Regions from separate parts of the Homo sapiens genome. Here region 1 is linked to region 2. Evidence: chromatin loops called from intact Hi-C (ENCODE). Cell type or tissue: dorsolateral prefrontal cortex. All regions are shown on one strand. Links, peaks and the distances in the headings refer to the core of each region. The heading gives the core; the rest is flanking DNA. Region 1 overlaps SLC9A7 (solute carrier family 9 member A7). Region 2 holds the start of ZNF674 (zinc finger protein 674).

What was found. Peaks named below come from ENCODE experiments on the same cell type or tissue, not always from the same donor. Only the 100,000 strongest peaks of a DNase experiment are listed, where the experiment ranks them.
Region 1: a loop joins it to region 2, with 4 times the contacts of the local background. A loop is called at or near these places in 2 of 110 quality-filtered maps.

Annotation. Positions count from the first base shown.
Region 1 is chrX:46,602,923-46,608,295 of GRCh38, reverse strand. It overlaps SLC9A7 (solute carrier family 9 member A7), which reads left to right. Exons shown (of 17, transcript NM_001257291.2): 17 at 1,093-5,373. The coding sequence ends at 1,344. Among named protein-coding and RNA genes, the nearest start is that of CHST7, 32 kb to the right of the region's middle. In dorsolateral prefrontal cortex, for the core only: no CTCF peak of the experiment used is centred there; no DNase peak of the experiment used is centred there; H3K27me3 peaks cover 1,996 bases.
Region 2 is chrX:46,543,187-46,548,559 of GRCh38, reverse strand. It overlaps ZNF674 (zinc finger protein 674), which reads left to right and starts at 3,139. Exons shown (of 6, transcript NM_001190417.2): 1 at 3,139-3,189; 2 at 3,949-4,059. ZNF674-AS1 (ZNF674 antisense RNA 1) reads right to left here and starts at 3,070. Exons shown (of 2, transcript NR_015378.3): 1 at 2,933-3,070; 2 at 85-2,094. RefSeq lists enhancers at 2,801-2,950, 2,566-3,765. In dorsolateral prefrontal cortex, for the core only: CTCF peaks have their summits at 2,885 and 3,086; a DNase peak (open chromatin) is centred at 3,089; H3K4me3 peaks cover 2,552 bases; H3K27ac peaks cover 1,309 bases; H3K27me3 peaks cover 4,584 bases.

The DNA of each region.
Region 1 (5,373 bases), core at 296-5,295, 60 kb before region 2:
CCCATGAGTCTTCCCTAGCTGGTGCATTTACCTGGCATTCACTTAGCACCTACTGTGAGGTAAGCACCATTGAGGAAGGTGCCAAGGTGTGGAGAAGGAGGTCACTGCCCTTTGGCGTTTGTCATCTAGATGGGGCTGATCTCGGGGAATCTGCCCATGGCCTTGGGCAGTGTGACTGCGCGGGGGCCCTGAGGGGGTCAGAGAGGCCAGTTCGGCGCCCTGGAGGCTCTGTCTCATAAGAGGATGCAGGACTTCAGATGAGCTTTGAAGGGTCGGTGGGAAACAGGAGAGAAAAAATCAGTTTACCCAGCGTATTTGACACTGTGTTTGCCCTTCTAGAAGGCAGTGCACAGTACTCAATAGGCCTCAGTGCAGCGCGGGAGCTGGGTTGTGGCCCTCCCCTTGTTTTGTTGGTTAAATCTATTGGAGGAAGAAGGTCCTGTCTGACCTCGTGCCGTCTCCGACACTCTCGCTACCATCTGATAGTTCAAGTGGTTGCAACTTTGCTCTCCCTCGATCATTTGATTCATCCACCTGAGGATGTGGCGGGTGGGCTTCCTATCAGGGTTTTCCTGTGGGGAGATGACAGGGGAAACAGGGAGGAAATCCTGATTATGGCTTGTCCTCTTCCCTGAATTGCTGTCTATGACAAAGAGTAGTTCCAATGTAAACAAGACGGGTTGGAGACGGTTTGTATAGGGCAGGAGACCCACCCGGAATGCCTACCCAGAGAAGACAGTACCTGAAACCTATTTGCAACGTTTGCCCAATTACCCTACTCTGGCCTTGCTTTGTGTGTTGATTGGGAAGCTGGAAATCCAGGCTGGTCTCCCTTTCTTCCCTTTTTCACTAACCCCAAGCTGTCAGACATTGAAATTAGAAACTGTTTTCTAGTATTCTAAGTCCTAGTCCTGGCAACCGTGCCCGGCCCTCTACAGTTTACATCCAGTTACCACGCTAGAGGCTCAAGGCAGGCAAGTTTCATAGTCCCCAGTTTTCAGATGAGGAGTTGGGATTGGGATTGGGGTTGGTGCCAAACCTGGAAGATATCAGTCTCTCATTTTTGTTGTTGTTGTTGGTTGCACTTTTCAGAACCAAGAGCCACTGAGAGAGGAAGACTCTGATTTCATCCTGACCGAAGGCGACCTGACATTGACCTACGGGGACAGCACAGTGACTGCAAATGGCTCCTCAAGTTCGCACACCGCCTCCACGAGTCTGGAGGGCAGCCGGAGAACGAAGAGCAGCTCGGAGGAAGTGCTGGAGCGAGACCTGGGAATGGGAGACCAGAAGGTTTCGAGCCGGGGCACCCGCCTAGTGTTTCCCCTGGAAGATAATGCTTGACTTTCCCCCCAAGCCCTGGCGCGATGGGGTAGGCTCCCGATGGGGTGAGGACAGCTGCAAGCCCTAGTGTTGTTGGAGGTGGGGCAGTGACTAGATTGAACTAACTCTTCTATTTTATTGGGGTCTGAAGCTATTGTAACACTTAAAATTTAACTCACAATGCAGATGGTGAGGCAAAAGTGTCTCTAAATTCAGACAAACGTAGACCTATTCCCACTTTTTTCACATAGTAGTGCGCTGTTTCAGAGTTAAACAAACAAAAAAAAATAGCATGCTTTAATGGTCTCCTAATTCATTCACCTGCAGTATCTGAACAAGGCGAGGCAGGTGCTGGGTGGGGGGATTCCTCCCATGAGAGGCTGCATCTCAGTACACAGCAGTGCAAGTCAAGCTGACCATAGAATTATCAAGTTAAAGAGAAGGAAGGCAATTGAGATCGGAACTCCAAGGATTATGGGAAACTTGGTGTTAAATGGGACAGAAAACATGAAAAAGCAATTTGGAGGCTCTGGCAACGAAGTCTGCTTGACTGCAACCTCATATCAGGATTCCTGACTTTATGCTGCCTGTGTTTTTTCTAGACTGAAGATTTGAAAATACATCCACGAACATTTCAACATGGAACGAAGAATTATAGTTCCTTCTCTGGCTATATCCATAAAGAAGTAGTTATGAAATGTTTAAAACCAAAGGCAAATAGTGTTATACTCTTATTTTTTGATTAATCTGAGGAAAGGAGGTATTTAGAAACTGATGATGGTATCACTGCAAAAAGCATTCAACTTTTTTTTTTTGTTGAGATGGTGTTTCACTCTGTCACCCAGGCTGGAGTGCAGTGGCGTGGTCTTGGCTCACTGCAACCTCTGCCTCACGGGTTCAAGTGATTCTCCTGCCTCAGCCTCCTGATTAGCTGGGATTACAGGTGCCCACCACCATGCCCAGCTAATTTTTTGTATTTTTGGTAGAGATGGGGTTTCACCATGTTGCCCAGGCTGGTGTCAAACTCCTGACCTCGTGATCCACCTCCCTTGGCCTCCCAAAGTGCTGGGATTACAGGTGTGAGCCACTGCACCTGGCCAGCATTCAACTTTTGAGGGCTACCATATGAGCTGACAGCCTAGGGAAATAATCACTAGGACTGAAGTATCTACTCTGGGTTTAGAAATAACACCAAATTTTGTAGGATGCTATTATCTGGGAAAGGGAAGGCAGCAAGAAACCTACAAGGCACCAGGCTAGAATTCAGAGGGAAAGAAATCTCAATGCAAAAAAATTACTGCAAAGAAATACAAGATAGTAGTCTCAAGACTAGGTAGAATTCCAAACTTTGAGCCGACGAATGCATGAGATTTCAGTGGCCACCTGAGGAATCAGAGGGCAAACAATGGAACATTAAGTATTTTCAGCCCACTAGAAAGCTCTGTCTTCTATAAGCTTAAGAGTCCGAGTGTCTTTACACCACTGAGTGCCATGCAGAGAAGGGTCATTTTCCTTGTATCTGGGGAGGCTGCTGCACCAGCTTAACATGTGGGTGTGATTTGAAAGTTAGGTTTTCAGTTTGGATTCTTTCTGGATGAGCTGTTCTGTCTGCCCACACCTGTAGTGCTGAAATACAGAAAGACCTCTCGGGAAAAGTTTGAGTTTCTCTTAATGTCTCTGTGCTTCAGTGCTAGCTTATTTTTGGCAACCCAATTTCTAAAAAATGCTTTCAATAACGTGGGCTTTTCTTTTTTTCTTTCTTTCCTTTTTTTTTTTTTTTTTGAGATGGAGTCTCGCTGTGTCACCCAGGCTGGAGTGCAGTGGCGCGATCTCGGCTTACTGCAACCTCCGCCTCCCGGGTTCAAGCGATTCTCTTGCCTCCGCCTCCTGAGTAGCTGGGATTACAGGCACGCGCCACCACGCCTGGCTAATTTTTTGTATTTTTTAGTAGAGACGGGGTTTCACCATACTGGCCAGTTTTTCTTATGATGGAAGACAAAATATTGTGTCCCAGTCTAGTCCACCCGTAGTGAAATCAGTCATTTAATCTTCTCAATTCGCATGTTTAATGCTTAATTTTTAAATAAGACATTGCTTCACAACTTTGTGTTTGAATTGATAATTTGTGCAAATCAGGAAAATACGTATTTAATTAGGTTGAGCCATATGAGTTTGCTGATATTCGACCATTTTGTAAAAACAGGAGTGGCAATTTCATATGGTTCAATAAAATAAAATTGAGACCGGGCACAGTGGCTTATGCCTGTAATCCCAACACTTTGGGAGGCTGAGGCAGGAGGATCACTTGAGCTCAGGAGTTCAAGACCAGACTGGGCAACATGGCAAAACCCTGTCTCTACAGAAATACAAAAATGAGCCAGGCATGATGGCACATGCCTGTAGTTCTAGCTACTTGGGAGGCTGAGGTGGGAGGATTGCTTGAGCCCAAGAGGCAGAGGTTGCGATGAGCTGAGATCATGCCACTGCAATCCAGTCTGGGCAACAGAATGAGACCCTGCCTCAAAAAAAAAAAAAAAATACAGTTGAATGATTTTTATTCTCCTCTTTCCTTTTTATCTACAATAAAGTCCATTTTGATTTTATGGTCATCCATGGGCTTTGGAAGTTTGAAAAATGCTAAACAACCTATCCAAACCCATGAGCCCTCAGGGTCAACTAGGCTAGTGAAGGACTTAAGAATAAGACCTACACCCCACAGCCAGAGAAAGAGCTTTCATAGCCCCTGGAAGGGAAGTTCTTATATCCTGGGGTGAGGTTGCAGACAGCAGCTACCAGGCCTGGCAGAGGCCTGTATTATATGTGTGCTGGAGTCCAGAACCAGCACAGGATTTTTTATTTAGCAGAGTTATCTTAGTAATGACCAGTCATGCCATATAAATCTAAAAGGCAAGACTTGTTTTGTTTTCATTTTTGTTTTTGTTTTGCAGAGATGGAGAGATAGGCTGCTTGGGTCTTTGGTTGGGTCTTTATAAAGCTTTGCTTATCTTATATTGCTTACTTAATTTTGGAGGGAAAAAACTAACAGACACACCCTGGTGATGGTTCTTTGTTCACCTCAAGGCTTTGTTGTTGTGTTGTTGTTGTTTGTTTTTTGTTTTGTTTTGTTTTGTTTTTAGATGGAGTCTCGCTCTATCCCCCAGGCTGGAGTGCAGTGGCATGACCTCGGCTCACTGCAATCTCCACCTCCTGGGTTCAAGCGATTCTCCTACCTCAGCCTCCCGAGTAGCTGGGATTACAGGCACATGCCACCACACCCAGCTAATTTTTTTATATTTTTAGTAGAGACAGAGTTTCACCATGTTGGGCAGGATGGTCTCGATCTGCTGACCTCGTGATCCACCCGCCTCTGCCTCCCAAAGTGCTGGGATTACAGGCGTGAGCCACCGCCCCTGGCCATTATTTTGAGTTTTTTTTAGAAAGCTTTTACAAGATTACAAGAAATGACTCTCTTAGGGAAGAAAAATAACCACCCAGTTTCCCTTCCTAGTCTTAGTTCAATTCATAGAGTGTTGTGTTTATCCCCAAAGGGTCTTGTAGTCTTCACTGCAAACATTTGATTCTGATCTACTCACATACAAGGAAATGTAGATTGCCAAGACCAAAACTAGAGGGGTGGGCTTCCCATCAGGGTTTTCCTGTGTGGAGATGACAGGGGAAACAGGGAGGAAATCCTAATTATGGCTTGTCCTCTTCCCTGAATTGCTGTCTACGACAGTGTAGTTCCAATGTAAACAAGGTGGGTTGGGGATGGTTTGTATAGGGCAGGAGGCCCACCCAGAAGTCCTACCCAGGGAAGAGAGGGCCCAGAATCTAGTTGCAGCATTTGCCCAGTAACCCTACCCCGGCCTTTCTTTGTGTGTTAGGAAGCTGGAAATGCAGGCTGGTCTCCCTTTCTTGCCTTTGTCACTAACCCCGAGCTGTCAGCCATTTGGAATCAGAACTGCTTTCCAGTGTTCTAAGTCCTTATTTGATTACAAATATTTGGTGAATCAAAGTAAGGCACTTTGGTCCTAATTTTTGACCTTTGGT
Region 2 (5,373 bases), core at 81-5,080:
AAAACCCACTGTTTTAGGTATAAAAAAGAAAGACATGTATTTTTAAAAAATGAAAGAAAAACACCGAGAAAAGATGAGGCAAGCATAACAAACCTAGTGGTTTTCATTTGAAGGCAGTGGTTTTTAAACAAAAGTATTTTCACAAAAGGAATGAGAACATCTCAGTATTATATATTTGATACAATTCCCAAATAAATTGTCACAATAAAACAAGGTTGCTTATGCAGAACCCTTGAAATACAATGTATGTAAAAATATTTTTACTACTGTGCTCAAGAATAGAGATTTTGAGGACAATTCTTACATATTTAAGAAGCAAAAACTTTAGTTAATACTCAGACTTTATTCAACATCAGAAAATATGCAATGAAGAGAAAATCTACAATTTAAATCAGCTTGCAGATACATTTACTTCTGGATCACAACTTACTCAGCATTAGAAAATTCACACTGGCTGGGCGTGGTGACTCACCCTGTAATCCTAACACTTTGGAAGTCTGAGGGCAGGAAGAGGCCTTGAGTCCAGGAATTCCAGACCAGCGTGGGCAACATAGCGAGACACTATCTCTACAAAAAATTTAAAAAATTAGCCAGGTGTGGTGGCGCACACTTGTCCCAGCTACTCAGGAGGCTAAGGTGGCAGGGTCCTTTGAGACCAGGGTCCTTTGAGCCGAGGCTATAGTATGCCATGATCACGCCTCTAAATAGACACTGCATTCCAAACTAGGCAACATAATGGCATCCTGTCTCTAAAATAAATAAATAAATAAGAAAATATTTGGCTGGGTGCAGTGGCTCACACCTGTAACCCCAGCACTTTGGAAGGCTGAGGCAGGCGGATCACCTGAGGTCAGGAGTTCGAGACCAGCCTGGCCAACATATAGTGAAACCCCGACTCTACTAAAAATACAAAAAAATTAGCTGGGCATGGTGGCGTGTGCCTGTAATCCCAGCCACTCGGGAGGCTGAGGCAGGAGAATTACCTGAACCCACGAGATGGAGGTTGCAGTGAGCCAAGATCACGCCGCTGCACTCTAGCCTGGGCAACAAGAGCCAATAACTCCATCTCAAAAAAAAAAAAAATTGGCTACATGCAGTGTTTTTATCACATTAACCGGTATTATGGTGAAGTTACCTTTTGAAAAGTCATCTGGCGAAAACAACTGTTAACATCAGATGACAGTGACTTTGACAAAGCATTATACTACTAGGGTAAAAATGACTGAAGAGATTGGCGCAAAATGAGGAAAGGGGCTTCGTTTCTGAGAATACCAGCTCCACTCAACACTGGATACTCTCCTGCCTATGGAAATCCACAGGGGCAGTTGCAGAGAGTGCTGCATGTTTCATAGTGTTGGGATAGGACAATGAAAACTAACATTTACCAGGTGCCTGCCACGGGCTATTCCTGGGCTTGAGGCTCTAAAGATGTCCCTTTGAACAATAACAACAGCCATCTAGGTTAGGTGGTCCTTAGCTATGGCAGAAAAGAGGGGACTGAGGCCCAAGAAGCTAGTAAGTGGTGGATTCCAGTCTTTTCTTCCAATGGATTAGTAGACACCAATGGCCCAGGAAGGGTGTTTCTTGATTTTTGAATACTAACATCATGAATAGCAAATGCTGGCATGGCAATAAGGGCATGCCCTGCATCTGGTCACATTCAAATCATCAGTCCCTTCTCTTTCTGCATAAACACTTGATCTTACAGAATCAGGATATGGAGAGATGCTGGCCAGGGCCACAGATCAGGTGCTTCTGCAGTTTGCAATTTCTTTACTCTCCTCAGGACATATTAACCCTATCATACTATTAACCCTTTTCTGCCTACTGATAGTGATATCTGAAAAGGTTATCAAATCACCTCTCCTCTAGAAATAAATAGGTTGGTATCTCTAAACCTGGCCATCAGTAACACATACACATGAAATTCTGAATGAGCAGTAATTCACTGCTCACATGTCCAAGGGAAAACAGGCTCTTTTCCTGGGACTTGTACAGGAGGCTTGGAGAGAGTCACTTCCCAGGGTCTGGCTGTATTGAGTTTGCAGATTTAGGTTGTAACTCATCCAAACTATCTGGGGAATGCAAGTTAACCTGAGAGGAGAAAGAGAAAGAGGAAAAACACTCATGTTCAAATGGAAATTAAATACGTGTCTGATAGATTACACAAATGTCTTGGACACATCTATGAACAGTGTCTGGCACCAGCTGGCTCTAGCACAGAAGGGTTTGCTGTGTACCTGAGGGAGACTCTGTCATACTTGACCCAAAGAGGCCCGCTTGGTGACCAGGCAGGCATAGTAAGCATGGAGAACAACACTTGTTCTCTTTCTCCCAGACCCAGACAGGAAACAGAAAACTTTCCTCAAGTTTACTACAGGCCTTTTTAGCGGGCCATGTTGCCACTGGCTGGCATTCTCAGAGAAAACACCTCTCCGCTAAAAAGTAAAATCCAGATTCTCCCAGGGTGTCTAAGATCCTAGGAACCGGAGCCCCACCACTGGGTAGAGAACAATCAGAATGAGGCTTTCTTCCCTCACTTCGGGAGGTTGCTGGCTCTGAAGCCCGGCTCCAAAGCCCCTCTTCCAGGCCACTTCCCCGACTGAGCCAGACCTGTTGCTCTTAGGACGCTCTGAGCCAGGCCTAGGGCCCCGCTCCATGTGGCCTGCCTGGACCCTAGAGGGCCGCGCTCTGGAGCTGCCACAGATGCCAGAGGCGCGACTCTTTTTCCTATTCCTAGGAGCGGAAGACAGAAACAGTGGCCTTGGGGACAGAGGGGTGGGAACACCCCACGTCCACTGCAAGAGAACGAAGTGGAAGAAGGGATTTCGGCTTCGGAGCCGGCAGGGGCCTGGGCACTGGAAAGCCCGCGCGGAGTTCTCTCGCCTCTCGCCGCCCAGGTACGCCTCCCCGGACCTTTTGTACGACTTACCGTTGGAAATGGTCACACATTCCTTCTCCCCTTAGAGCGAACACTGTCATAACCACTGAAGCGCGGGCCGAGGAGCGCCACATCGGCCACAGGCTTTGTTGCCCCGCCTTCAAAGCCACTGCGCGTGCGCATTGCTTTGACTTCACGTTCCCAGGGGGCTGTGGGAAGCGGAAATGCTCGGCTGACCCGGAGGGTGGCGCTTCGTTCACACTGGCTGTTGTCATCCGCCCCTGAGGTTTCAGGCTGTCGGCAGTGAAGTAAGCGGGAGGGTGAGGTGGTGATGGTTTTGATCGGGGGAAGGGGGGACGGGAGGAATGACGGGAGTTTACGGGGCCGTGGGGTCATGGGGCCACGGGTGAGCGTCCTTGTGGGGATTGAGTGACACAGGCGGTGGGCGTGAGTGTTGGGGGCGAGGTTCGGGGCCAGCGAGTGACTAATTGATTGAGTCACTCAGCGCTTGTATCCTCACCCGGTGGTAACTGCCAGACACTCTTGCAAATGTTTCACATTAGCAGGAGCCCTGTGAGGTGTTACGATGATTATTTTCATGTTATAGAGAGAAAACGGTACAGTGTGGCTTGGCAACCTGTCCAAAGTCCCGTAGGTAGCAAACCCGAGGAATCCTTTTTCTTTTTCTTTTCCTGTACTTTGTTTATCATGTTTATTGTTTCCAGTGTGTCTCTTCCTCCAGACTAGAAATCTGGAGCTGGGAATTTGAGATTTTGTTCACTGATGGATTTGCAACACGGAGAACCGGCTCATGGAAGGCAATCATTTCTTCAGTGAATAAAAGTGGCACAGCAGCCAGTCAGTTGATTCCAAAGCCCGGACTCAGGAAGGCAGGGTTTCGCTCACTGAGGATAATTGAGCTGTGCATGAATGTTAACTCTTAAAACTAGAATGAGGGGTTGTCCCTCTTCTGTTGGGTAAAAACCTTTGGGTTTCACTCAACTTCACTGCATGGAAGGGAGCATAGGTGTTGCTAATTGAATCTCCTGTGGTCATTGTGTTTCCAGGGTCAGAGTGCAGACCTGAGACCACTGCTCACCGATTTCAGACTCCAGTTTATCTGTGCCTCGGCTTCCCCACTTAGTCGCAGAAGACTTAGGCTGAGGCCCCAGGAAGAGGTGAGTTCCCTGGGTCACAGGCAGAGATCTAGTGCTATAGTGATGGCCCCAACTGGGGTGTGTTTGTCTCTGAATCCCTTGGTCCTGCCGCCTTGGACACAAGAGAGGTACGCTGAGCTGAGGCGAGTTGGAGGAGAAGCCTCAGCAAGAGCCCAGACCCAGATCCTCAGAGCAAAGGAGGCTCACGGGACAGCAGGTCCTAGAAGAGCTGGACCCGTAGTGGCCTTTGTCCCTCACTTCAGCTGAGACAGAGCAAAGCTGGCTCTACTTCCAGGTGCCATGGAGGACCATGTGACAGTGCAGTTTGATTCCTGCTGGAGGAGGGACAGGTGAAAGTCACAGGTGGATGGAGGCATGGATGTCCCCCATGGGGGCAGGTGCCCTGCTGTAGTACCTGCAAAGGCGGGATGAGGCTGGGAAGGATCACAGCCAGCCACAGAGGATTGGCCTCTCCTAGCACACCTATTTGTGCACCCCCATGCTTCCTTCTCTTGCCATTGGCTATTTCTGAATTTGAGTCAGCCCCACACCATCAACCAGGCACCTGCTTCCAGGGGAAATGCTGAGTGTCCGTTCATCCTGACCAAAGTGCAGAAAATATATTTTTAGTTTATAGAATTTCAGAGTAGTCTCTAGGTATGCTGTCATCCAGCTCTGCTGCCTTATTTCAATGCTTAATGAAAGTGGGCCAGGGGACATGACCTGCTAAGCTACACGGAGCTGAACCCTGTTGTCCTGATGGTATCACAGTGATTGCTGCAGTATGAAATGGTTACTCTGCACAGAATCTCCTTGCTGGAACTTTCTTTTGAAAATCTGCCAAAGAAGGAGGAGCATGGCAATCAAAATGCAAATCATGGGAAAGGAGGAAGTGGTGGGGTGGGAGCAGGGTAGGTGGCCAGTTAGAGAGGTGGATGCAGGGAAGCAGGCACAGTGGTTTTCAGCCCCTCACAGAACTGACAGTGCTTGGCTGTTACCCACCCAGCCCCACACCTCTCCTTCCCTGCGGCCCTTTGAGCCCTGGTTGGGCTCCTTCCTCCAAACCACATGAAGAGATCTTACTCATACACACTTGGAGAGTGTCTTTTCACCTCTAGGGCTCTGTTTGATAAGAAGTGATTTTTTAATAAATTTTAATTTTTGTTTCATTAGTAATTAATATTCCTTGTCAAAAATGCAAATAAACAAGAAAATTAAAATCACCGAACAATGTAACCAATGTCAGCATTTGAATAAATGCTGTTTGAGGTCAGGCGCGGTGGCTCATGCCTGTAATCCCAGCACTTTGGGAGGCTGAGGCGGATGGATCACCTG